2 separate regions of the Mus musculus genome follow, and region 2 is linked to region 1. A link is a loop called in an ENCODE intact Hi-C map of the cell type or tissue named here. Cell type or tissue: left cerebral cortex. All regions are shown on one strand. Links, peaks and the distances in the headings refer to the core of each region. The heading gives the core; the rest is flanking DNA. Region 1 has its middle 8.6 kb from the start of Taf8. Region 2 holds the start of Ccnd3 (cyclin D3).

Evidence for each region. Peaks named below come from ENCODE experiments on the same cell type or tissue, not always from the same donor. Only the 100,000 strongest peaks of a DNase experiment are listed, where the experiment ranks them.
Region 2: it touches region 1 in a loop (6-fold over the local background); 37 of 42 quality-filtered maps call a loop at or near these places.

Annotation. Positions count from the first base shown.
Region 1 is chr17:47,508,227-47,513,596 of GRCm38, forward strand. It overlaps a transcript of Ccnd3 not described here. Among named protein-coding and RNA genes, the nearest start is that of Taf8, 8.6 kb to the left of the region's middle. In left cerebral cortex, for the core only: a CTCF peak has its summit at 3,121 (motif pointing right); DNase peaks (open chromatin) are centred at 994, 3,060 and 3,551; H3K4me3 peaks cover 737 bases; H3K27ac peaks cover 2,303 bases.
Region 2 is chr17:47,591,298-47,596,667 of GRCm38, forward strand. It overlaps Ccnd3 (cyclin D3), which reads left to right and starts at 2,170. Exons shown (of 5, transcript NM_007632.2): 1 at 2,170-2,555; 2 at 3,437-3,652. The coding sequence starts at 2,358. In left cerebral cortex, for the core only: no CTCF peak of the experiment used is centred there; DNase peaks (open chromatin) are centred at 2,187, 2,776, 2,801, 2,823 and 2 more places; H3K4me3 peaks cover 2,550 bases; H3K27ac peaks cover 1,119 bases.

The DNA of each region.
Region 1 (5,370 bases), core at 173-5,172:
CTGAACGGTAGGTGTGTTTATTTTGCCCACAGACTTTTAAAGTTTAAATCCTCTGCGTTTCAAAGAGCTGTCAATTCCTGTCCTTGTCCCTGTCCCTGCTGCCGACCTAGGGCACCTTTCCTGCAGTAAGACTGGAGTCTGTGTCTTCTCTGGTCTCAGCCCCTCACTTTCTCCCTAAAGCACCCCTAAAAACCTTTGAACTCTGGGTCATGTGGCTTCAACAACCACTTAGGGGCTCCGTAGTGTTTCTCACCGTAATTCTAGGTGCGCATGTGCGTGCACCTCTGTCCCAGCTTATCATCTTGAAAACCAGCGTCCAGAGAGAGTTCACATAGTCAGACAGCCATGGCTATGTAGAGAGACCCTATACACCAGAAAAGCACAGGCTGTTTTTTCAGATGACCCAGGTTCAATTCCCAGCAACTCACAGTTGTCCATTTGTCACTGCAGTTCAGGGGATTTGATGCCCTTTCCTTCCTTCCTTCCTTCCTTCCTTCCTTCTTTCCTTTCTTTCTTAAATATATATATTTTAAAGATCTATTTATTGTTATATGTAAGTACACTGTAGCTATCTCCAGTCACACCAGAAAAGGGCATTAGCTCTCATTATAGATGGTTGTGAGCCACCATGTGGTTGCTGGGATTTGAACTCAGGACCTTCAGAAGAGGAGTCAGTGCTCTTAACCACTGAGCCTTCTCTTCAGCCCTGAGACCCTTTTTTTTTTTTTTTTTTTTTTTTGAGACAGGGTTTCTCTGTGTAGCCCTGGCTGTCCTGGAACTCACTTTGTAGACCAGGCTGGCCTCGAACTCAGAAATCTGCCTGCCTCTGCCTCCCAGGTGCTGGGATTAAAGGAGTGCCCCACCACCGCCCGGCTCTGAGGTCTTTTTCTTAAGGTCTACAAGTTTTGATCAGGTTTATGTGCTCTGCCACTTTAAGAATTAGGAAGTAGGAAGCAGCTGGTAGTGTCGAGGGAAATCTCAGACTGCAAGCAGACAGCAGCAGACAGAACCAACGGTTGAAGGGCAGGTACTGGGAATGAGGAAACACATGCGGCAGACACACAGAGAAACAGACCCTGCAAGGCAGAGTGCAGACTTGGGAAACAAAAAAATTGAAGGCTGGAGGCCTTTTTAAGTCTCTCAAAAAGTCCTTCTCCCCTAATTTAGGGTTGGTCAATTTGAAAAAAGATAGGATGGTTGATTGGCCTGTAAACCTTCCAGGCTTGAAGTCCATCAGCAGGGGGTCCGGGAGTGGGAGAAGAAACTCAATAAAACTTTTGTTTTAAGCTGCCAGGCTTTTGTCTCAGGTCCTGAGAGTGAAGAAGAGACCTTTCATCTTGGGAATTTGGAATTCACCACCAGTATTACCTAGCTACATCCCCTCACCCTATCTTCCTGCCCACCAGGAGGAAGTCTATGTAACTCTGCTCCTTCTGACCTTCCTGGGCACCAGACACACACACGCACACACACGCACGCACACACACACACACGCACACACACACGCACGCACACGCACACACGCACACGCGCGCACACACACACACACATACACACACACACACACATACACACACACACATACACACACACACACATACACACACACACATACACACACACACATACACACACGCACAGGCACGCACACACGCACAGGCACGCACGCACGCACACACACACACACACACACACACACACACGGTGCACAGACCCAGGTAGAGACAAAACACCAATACACATACAATTTTAAAACAAAAATATAATACGGATGGTACGGTGTGATGTGTGGAGAGGGGGAGGGCTTGGGGTAGAACACAGAGGGAGTCTTTGCAAGTAAATATGTCCCAAGTGCTGGGATTAAAGGCGTGCGCCACCACTGCCGGGCGTATAAGTAATAGTTTTAATTTAAAAGCAAAGGAGAGGGCTGGCGAGATGGCTCAGCGGGTAAGAGCACTGACTGCTCTTCCAAAGGTTCTGAGTTCAAATCCCAGCAACCACATGGTGGCTCACAACCATCCGTAATGAGATCTGACACCCTGTTCTGGAGTGTCTGAAGTCAGCTACAGAGTGCTTACATATAATAAATAAGTAAATCTTTAAAAAACAAAACAACAGCCGGGCGTGGTGGCGCACGCCTTTAATCCCAGCACTTGGGAGGCAGAGACAGGTGGATTTCTGAGTTCGAGGCCAGCCTGGTCTACAAAGTGAGTTCTAAGACAGCCAAGGCTACACAGAGAAACCCTGTCTCGAAAAACCAAAACCAAACCAAACCAAAACAAAAACAAAAGAGAGCTAAGTAGGAAAATAAATAAATGCAGTGGTATTGGAAGTAGTAGTGAATGCTTGTGGTCCCAGCACTCAGGAAGCTGAGGCAGGAGGATCATTGGAAGTTGGAAGGGGCCTAGGCTGTAAAGCTTTCAAGCAAGGCAGCATCAAAAAGTGAAGTTAGACTCCAGAAATTGAAGGAGATACAAGAAGCGTTTAGATGTTTAAGGTAGTTCTGGGATGCATTAGGACGAAACAAAAATGTTTATTTTATTTGTAACTATGTGTCTCTGTGTGTCTGTGTGCATAAATGCAAGGGCCTGAAGTGAGCCACACAGTGTGGGGACTGAACTTGGGTCATCTGCAAGAGCAGGACAAGCTTTTAGCTGGTTCTCTGGCTTTCCAGACCCATACGTTTTTCTTGAGTAGATGGATTTTTTTTGTTTGGTTATGCGTTTTGAATTATTATTATTATTATTATTATTATTGCTTGAGCCTTGCCATATAGCCTCCCCCCAACCCCCGTACTATTGTAAACAGACCTGGCCGTCCTTGAACTTGTAGCAACCCCAGCCTTTTCTTTCTGGGAGCTGGGATTACAGGCATGGAAAGTACCACGCCCACTTGGCAAAAATGTAAGAACTTTCTAACAAATAGCTGTGTGATCCCAGCCTAATGACGTGAGTCCTAGCTACAGGAGTCTAGAGCGCATGCACCTAGGGCCTCTGCCAGAGTGTCAACGCGAAGACTCCACCCCTTTCCGCCTAGAAATTGGGTGACTCACCGAGGCCCCCTTGCGTCATCACTCGGCCTGCCGCTGGCCCCGGCCCATGGTATTCACACTTGGTCCACCAGATGGAGCTATAGCCCAGAGTGTCACTTCAGGGGCCCCCGGATTGGGTGAAGAACCCCACCTGGTCCTTCAGGCGCCAGCTGGTTTCCTGGGACCTCTGTCCCCACCCCATTCCCAGCTGTTTACACAGAGAGCTGTTCTGACCGGACCAGGCAGAATCTCCATAAAATGTGCTCTGGCCCAAGTGTGCAGCGCTGGGAGAAGGTGCTCCTTTGCGCAGGCAGGGGCCCTCCCACAACTCTTCCTGACCTTCCGTCGTCCTTGCCTCCGAGGGACCCAAGTGTCAGCAGGCGCCAGCACATTTTCAGGGAAGCTACTCTGGAATGACCCTTCCTACCTTTCAAAGGGTCTAACACTTACATTGTTGCCTGTTAAGGGCCTCGGAAGCCACACCTTTCTGAAAGAATTAGTTCTCCCTTGTTGGGTAAAATTCCCCAGCAGCCTCTCCTGAGGTTAGAAAGCAGAGACTTAGCCATGCCTCTTTGAAGGTGGGGCTGGTTCTTCCTGTATCCGGGCCAGATCTTATTGCAGCCGGTCAGACCCGTTAAGGGCTATTGCTTGCTTGGCTTGATGGCGCAGGCCTTTAGTCTCAGCACTAGGAAGGCAGAGGCAGGTGGATCTCTGGGAATTTGAAGCCAGCCTGGCCTCCATGGCAAGCTCAGGCCTGCCAGGACTACTGGGCAAGAGCTTGTTTCAGAGACAGAGACAGAGAACTAAGAAGGCCTTACGGTCAGTGGGCTACAGGACACAGCAGACTCGGCCCACAGTGAGCAAGATGGCCACAGTGAACAGCCCTGGAACAGAGTCTGGCTAGTATTTCCAAAGACTTAATAATTCATTCTTTCCTAACCACCGTCAGCTCAAGGGACATAGGAGACAGGCCAAGAAGCCGCTGCACAGAGAAGTTAAGCTTCTTGCTAAGTTTCACACAGCTCAGCTGGCAGACTGATAGGGCTGTTTGGCATCAAATGGGGATTCACCATCCATTTTCATTCTATGGTGGTCGGGCCAGAGAGCAGTCCCTATGGATAAGCTGCCTGGCTTGGTTCTTGCTAGGTTCCTTTCTGGTGTCTGTTTCCTCACCTGTGACCCTTCCCTCATGGTGGCTAGTACCAGCTAAATGTTTACTATATGCTAAGGAGCATCTTAATGGCCTCACAGCCCAATGAAGCAAGCACACACGCTTGCGTGTGTGTGTGTGTGTGTGTGTGTGTGTGTGTGTGTGTGTCTGTGTGTGTCTGTGTGTCTGTGTGTCTGTGTGTCTGTGTGTGTCTGTGTGTATGCTGAGGCTCAAACCTAGGCCTTTGTACATATTGGCAAGTACTCTGTCACTCAGCTACATCCCAGGCAAGACAGGCATTATTCTGCCTTTGCAGGTGAGGAAACGAGGCATAGGATATGGCTGGGTAAAGAGTCTAACCTGCATTCGACTTAAGAGATAATACGAAGTCCTGCCCTGGGCCAGGCAGGCCATGGCTTCTGATGAGTGATAGTTACTGTCTTCTTGACAGCAGAAGTCATTTTCCAGCCTCTACTCCTTAGGGTGGGCATGGGGGTTAATCCCAAACCAGTTTTGGTTTCTTTCTTCATCATCTCGCCTATGACTCCATCTCTCTCTCTCTCACACACACACATATAAACACACACACTTTTTATTTTTTGATACAAGACCTTACTATGCAATTCTGACTGACCTGAAACTCCCTTTTTTAGACCAGGCTGGTCTTGAACTCATAGTGCCTGCCTCCGACTCCCTGGTACTAAGATTAGAAGTATGTGTGCTACTTCTCTTCAGCATGGGTTTTGTTTTGTTTAAGACATGGTTTCACGTAGCCCAGGCTAGCCTTACGCTTCTTCCGCAGTCAAGGATGACCTTGAATTTCTGATCCTCCTCCCTCTCCCTCCCAAGGGCTAAGGTTACAAGGCATGCGCTACCAGACCTAGTTTAAATGGTGCTGCAGATGGATCCCAGGGCTTGGTGTGTGCTCAGCAAATGCTCTACCACCCAGCCCGAGCTCTGGCCTCACAGCCCTTTTTCCTCTAGAGTAAAAATAGACCTGAAAGTTTTGGCCTTTGGGGAGAAGGTTGGACAGAGTCCTTGAAGTTGGGGCAATCCCAGAACCTCCCGATTCTGGCCCCAGCATTTTCTGCTCCAGCCCACCCTCCTCCGGATCTCTGCTCCCTTCTCTCCAGGCTGCTCCTCCCTGCCCCTCCCCTGGGCTCTCTTGAGTTCTGGGAAAGGAAGTCAG
Region 2 (5,370 bases), core at 305-5,304, 83 kb after region 1:
AATCTCAATATTTGAGAGGAAGAGGCAGTAGGATTGTTGCAAGCTGGGGGCTATTCTGGTCTACCTAGAGTCAGAGCTACATAGAGTCAGGTCTATAAATGTCAGAGCTACATAGTGAGAACCCGTGTCATAAAACTAACAGAATGTTAGTGTGGGTAAGGCATGCAATTGGGAGGTAAAAGCAGGAAGATCAGATCCAGCCTCAGTTATATACTAAATTCAAAGCTAGCCTGGGTGCCGTAAGACCCTTGTCTCAAAAAGTGTCCCCTCCCTCATTCGTTAAGTGTAAAGCTTGATGTATAAACATGGTGGTACGAATTTGTAATCCCAGCACTTGGGAAACTGAGGCACGAAGCTGGAGAATTCGAGGTCAGCTATAAAATAAGACAAACTGTTTCAACGAGGAGAGAAACCACTGGGGCAGTGACCTTCTGTGACTGAAGCAATCCCATCATGCCTCCTTCCTGTATGAAAAGCCATCCCCATATGTGGATTCTGACCCCTTGCTCAGCGCAAGACTAGTGTGTAGACCAGTGTGTAGACTAGTGTGTAGACCAGTGCATAGTCCAGTGTGTAGACTAGTGTGTAGATGGATCTCACTGCTTATATATTGTCCTGTGCTTTCCTGGGGCTCACTTGGGCTGAGCAGAGAGAGCAGTGTCTTAGTGGTGGGCTTTCTTCTTTCTTTCCCTCCTTTCCTCTTTCCTGCCTTCCTTATTACATCCTTTTTTCCCTTGATTTTTGTTTTTGAGACATAGTCTCATGATATTAGCTCCTCCTGACCTAGAACTCTTATTTAGACTAGGCTGGCTTTGAACTCAAAGAAATCTGCTTGCCTCTGTCTTCAAAGTGCTGGGATTAAAGGGGTGCTCTGTCATGCCTGTCTTCCTTCCTTCCTTCCTTCCTTCCTTCCTTCCTTCCTTCCTTGTTATTTGAGTCATCTGACATGGGTCTGGCTGGCCTGGAATTCTCCATGGGCTATTATCATTTGGTTTGCTTGGTTTTGTGATAAAATCTTATATAGCCCAGGCTGCTCCTGAACTCATTAGGAAGCAGACAGTGACCTTAATCTTCTGATCGTTTCTGGGTTCTGCAGTGCTGGGGATTGAGCCCTGGGCTCTGAGCATGCTAAGCAAGAGCTCTACCACCTGAGATATATCTGCAGCCCACCCCCTGCCACCGTGTGTGTGTGTGTGTGTGTGTGTGTGTGTGTGTGTGTGTGTGTGGAGAGAGAGAGAGAGAGAGAGAGAGAGACTCTAGGCAGGCCTTGAATTGTCTGTATAGTGGATAGTGGATCCTGGTGTTAAGCCAACACTTCCCTGGGTCTGAGATTACTGGCTTGCTCCACCACAGCCAGCACCAAATGGCTTTTTATATGCTGATTTTGACCAACACTGCTCACACCTCCGTTGGTGCAACGCAGTGTCCCATTCAGCAGACCTGAGAAACTGCATTTCTTCTTTTGCTTTTTATTTTCGTTGTGTATGTGCATGAAGGTGTGTGCGCACATGCTACATACAGCCTTGGTGTAGAAGTCAGAGGACAGCTTATGGGAGTTGCTCTCTTCTCTTCCATCATGTGGGTCCCAGGGATCACACTCAGGTTGCCAGACTTGATGCCAGGATAGTTTACCCTCTGAGCCATTGAATCGGACAGAAACTACATGCTCCCAGATGCTGCTGCAGATCTGCGCAATTCGTTAAAGTAGACGAGATTCTAAGTCAAGTTTCCCGACGGACCAACAATGAGATCTTTGCAGCTACTATTGTGCCTCAGTATCATGGTCTGCAAAATAAAGCCCAACTCGAGGCCATTCCTAGAAGCCACTTTAGGGTAGGAGTGACCCAACTATGTACAAAGTTATGACCACATTCCCTAGAGCAATGAAATATGACGTATACACGAAGGAATAACTTTTGGCGCCTAGTTCTTTCCTGGGTGGCTAGAATCGCGACGGGGCCCATTGATGGGGAAGAGGGCACCCTTCCAGAAAGTTCTCTCTACCCTCTTGGTCAGAAGGGACCCGAGGGCCCGGAAGCGTGCGGGCCGGAGCCCAGCGGACCAATGGGGCTGCGGGGAGGGAGGGAGGGTATAGCGCCCGCCAGCCCTTTCCGACTGCGGCCCCGCCCCTTAGAACGTTGTGACGTAGGAGCATTCCACGGTTGCTACATCGTCGCGAGGGGCGGGGCGCCTGTCAGGGAAGCGGTGCGCGCGGGTGGCGGGCGGGCTGGGGCTTCTCCGCACAGTGCCAGCGCCAGCGCCAGACCCGCCCGCACCCCGCGCTCTCCCTCACGCGCGTCGCTTCTCCTAGGACTCGCTAACCCGCACTCTTGCTCTCACCCGTGAGCCATCGCAGGATGGAGCTGCTGTGTTGCGAGGGCACCCGGCACGCGCCCCGGGCCGGGCCCGACCCGCGGCTGCTTGGGGACCAGCGTGTCCTGCAGAGTTTACTCCGCCTGGAGGAGCGCTACGTGCCGCGAGCCTCCTACTTCCAGTGCGTGCAAAAGGAGATCAAGCCGCACATGCGGAAGATGCTGGCATACTGGATGCTGGAGGTAAGGCCCGAACGGGTCCCCTCTCCTCACCCCACCCCCACCCCCGGCTCTGGGACAAATTGAACTTTCCCTGTCGGATCTTTGCGATCCCGACCACAATCTGCAAGATGCTTTGGCGGCCCAGACTACTGGGGCCTGGCCTTTTCACACAGGCGCCCTAAGCAGCTGCCTGCGTTCTGTCCCTTTCCTTTCCCCAATCCTGATCGGCTTCTTCTGTGATTTCCAGTCACTTGGCACTGTAACTAAACTTCACTTTGGGTCGGGAAAGCGGGCTAAGGGCCACTCTTTCCCCAGTGGCTTTCCTCGGTGTCTCCTGCTTCCTTCTTCACCCGGTGCTCTCTGGAGGGCGCGTTTGGAAAACCCTGGCCTCGGCCGCCTTAGCCCCAGAACTGGTTCCTGTGTCTATCGCGGGGTTCTGGCGGGGGAAACTGGTGGGTGGGGGTGGCGCAGGCTCGGTTCCGGTCCACAGGGAAATGAAAAGTGCGGGAGACCGCGGCAGGAGTTCCCTCCCTTCCCCCTGGGAGTGTGTGTGCAGTGGGTGGCGGTAATGAGGGTAAGGTCCCAATTCTCTCTAGGTGACCCTTCCGTCCCCCTTCCGCTCGCCGTGGGGGAGGGGAGTCTGGAATCCTTCGTGAGCATGGGCTTCTCTTTTACACCCCCTACTCCGGGGTGGGGAAGAGACCATGCAGAGGAAGTGGGGGGGTCACCTTGGGGAGGGCACATCCTCCTCGGTTATTGATACTTGTCGCTCTAAGTTTATCCCTTCTCGGTTTATTTTTTGCTTCGCATTCCACTCTCCCTCCACCCCCCACCCCCACTTCTCCACGCTGCCGTGTTTCACTTGGTCCTTCCCTAGCAATGACTCGTGCGCCCTCCCTCAGGTGTGTGAGGAGCAGCGCTGCGAGGAGGATGTCTTCCCTCTGGCTATGAACTACCTGGATCGCTACCTGTCCTGCGTCCCCACCCGAAAGGCGCAATTGCAGCTTCTAGGTACCGTCTGCCTGTTGCTGGCCTCCAAGCTGCGCGAAACCACGCCCCTGACTATTGAGAAGCTTTGCATCTATACGGACCAGGCTGTGGCTCCATGGCAGTTGCGGGTGCGTGCGGAATCCTCCCCCCCCCCCCCCGCCCCTCCACCAAACATACGATCGCCCTATGTACTAGTAAAAGAAAAGCCAAGCTCACTCCCTCACCCACCAACCCTCCCTTCGCCCCTGGCTGGTATTTTGGGACAAAGGCCTTGTAGTGTGGTCGTGGTGCTTCGGTTGCAAGCTTAAAACTAAATGAATCCCTTTCCTCTGGCCGCAGTGGGGTTCCACTCCTAACTCGCCCCCCCCCCCCCCAATAGCAACAAGTCCAATTGCGGGTCTATACACCAGTACTTTGCCTCTGGGTTTACACAGCCACCGTGAGTTATTTATTGGCAGCAGCAGGGCATGTCTGCACACCCCCACCGGAGTGGAATGTGCTTCACGTGGGGGAGGGGGCTGCCTTGCATGAGCCTTTATCCCCGTGTGGACTTTGTGATGGAAAAGCCTCCCGGAGCTGATTAAAGCCAGGCCCTGCTCGCTGGAAGGAAGCGCTGAGGTGTTTTCATCCCTTTCCCTCCTATCCCCGAAGACACCGCTCTTTTCTAAACCCTCCCTTTCTTGTCTTCCTTCTGAAAAACTCGAGCAGCTGCTCTGGGCCCGTGGAAGAGTTTCTCCCTTTGCTGCTCAGCCAAAGGCCAGAGCCGAGACAGACAGGGAGCTGAGCTGCAGCTGCTTCCGATGTGATAATGATGCCGGTCCCCTGGCCCTCCCACTCAGACCAAGGGCTTTCATAACCCTGTGGGGAGCTGCTGTCACTCCTGTGGTTTGGGAAGTGGCTCCTTGGGGCCTCTTGCTGGGAACTTGGGCTGGGCTCCTCCAGGCGGGGCAAAAAAAAAAAAAAAAAAAAAAAAAAATCGGTTGGGTTCTGCCCTGCCCCGGAGGAGTCTAGGGAGGAGGTGGATCTGCTTGGATCTGGAAGGGAGCTTGAACGTCATCTCCCACAGGGTCTGGGGGAGAGGGTGGGTGAGCTGGCACCTCCCTCCACCTTGTTCTGTGGCTGGCCAAGCCTTCTCTGACCCTGAGAGGAGTCTCTGGGCCCCATCTCCTAGGGAGGAGGGCAGCAGGCAGACTCCTGTGATTGGCTGGCTGGGAAGCTAGGGTACTGGGGCCCCTGACTGCTGTGAGTCGGGGAACTGGATTCCTCTTCCTGTCAAGCAGCTCTCACGGATGGGAGGCCTGAGTTGGGAATCCGGGAGGCCCCACAGCTCTTTGTGATGAATCTAGTTTCCAGAGCCAGGGAGCACGATGTTTTTGAGGGATTGAGGCTGGGAGGTAGGAGACTTACTCTTTGTGAAGAGATTAAGGGTGGTCTACATGGCTGTGTGTGAGGGGAGTTTTTCAGAATAGGCAAAGCCCTCCTTCTCCTGCTCGAGGCCCTGAGCTGAGAGTGGCCTGCGGTCAGAGTTGTGAGGGACTCCAAGAACTCCAGCAGTCTAAATCCACACAGCAGAGCAGAGGCCCCAGAAAGGAGGGGAAAATCCGACCAGAGCGCCTTGAAGGCAGGGATGGGTTGCTGCTGCCAGCTCCTCTGATCTTGGGGTAGGGCTGGGGTTTTTCATGTCATCTGGATACAGGGGAGCGTGCCCACCTAGTGAGGACTCCCACACTCCTGGTTGCCATTGGGGTGCCCCTTTAGAGGCTGGATGCTATTTGGTTATTAGGATAGAGCCCAGGGTGCAAGCTTCAAGCTTCCTTGCCTTACTTCTGGCTCTAGTCCAGGCTGT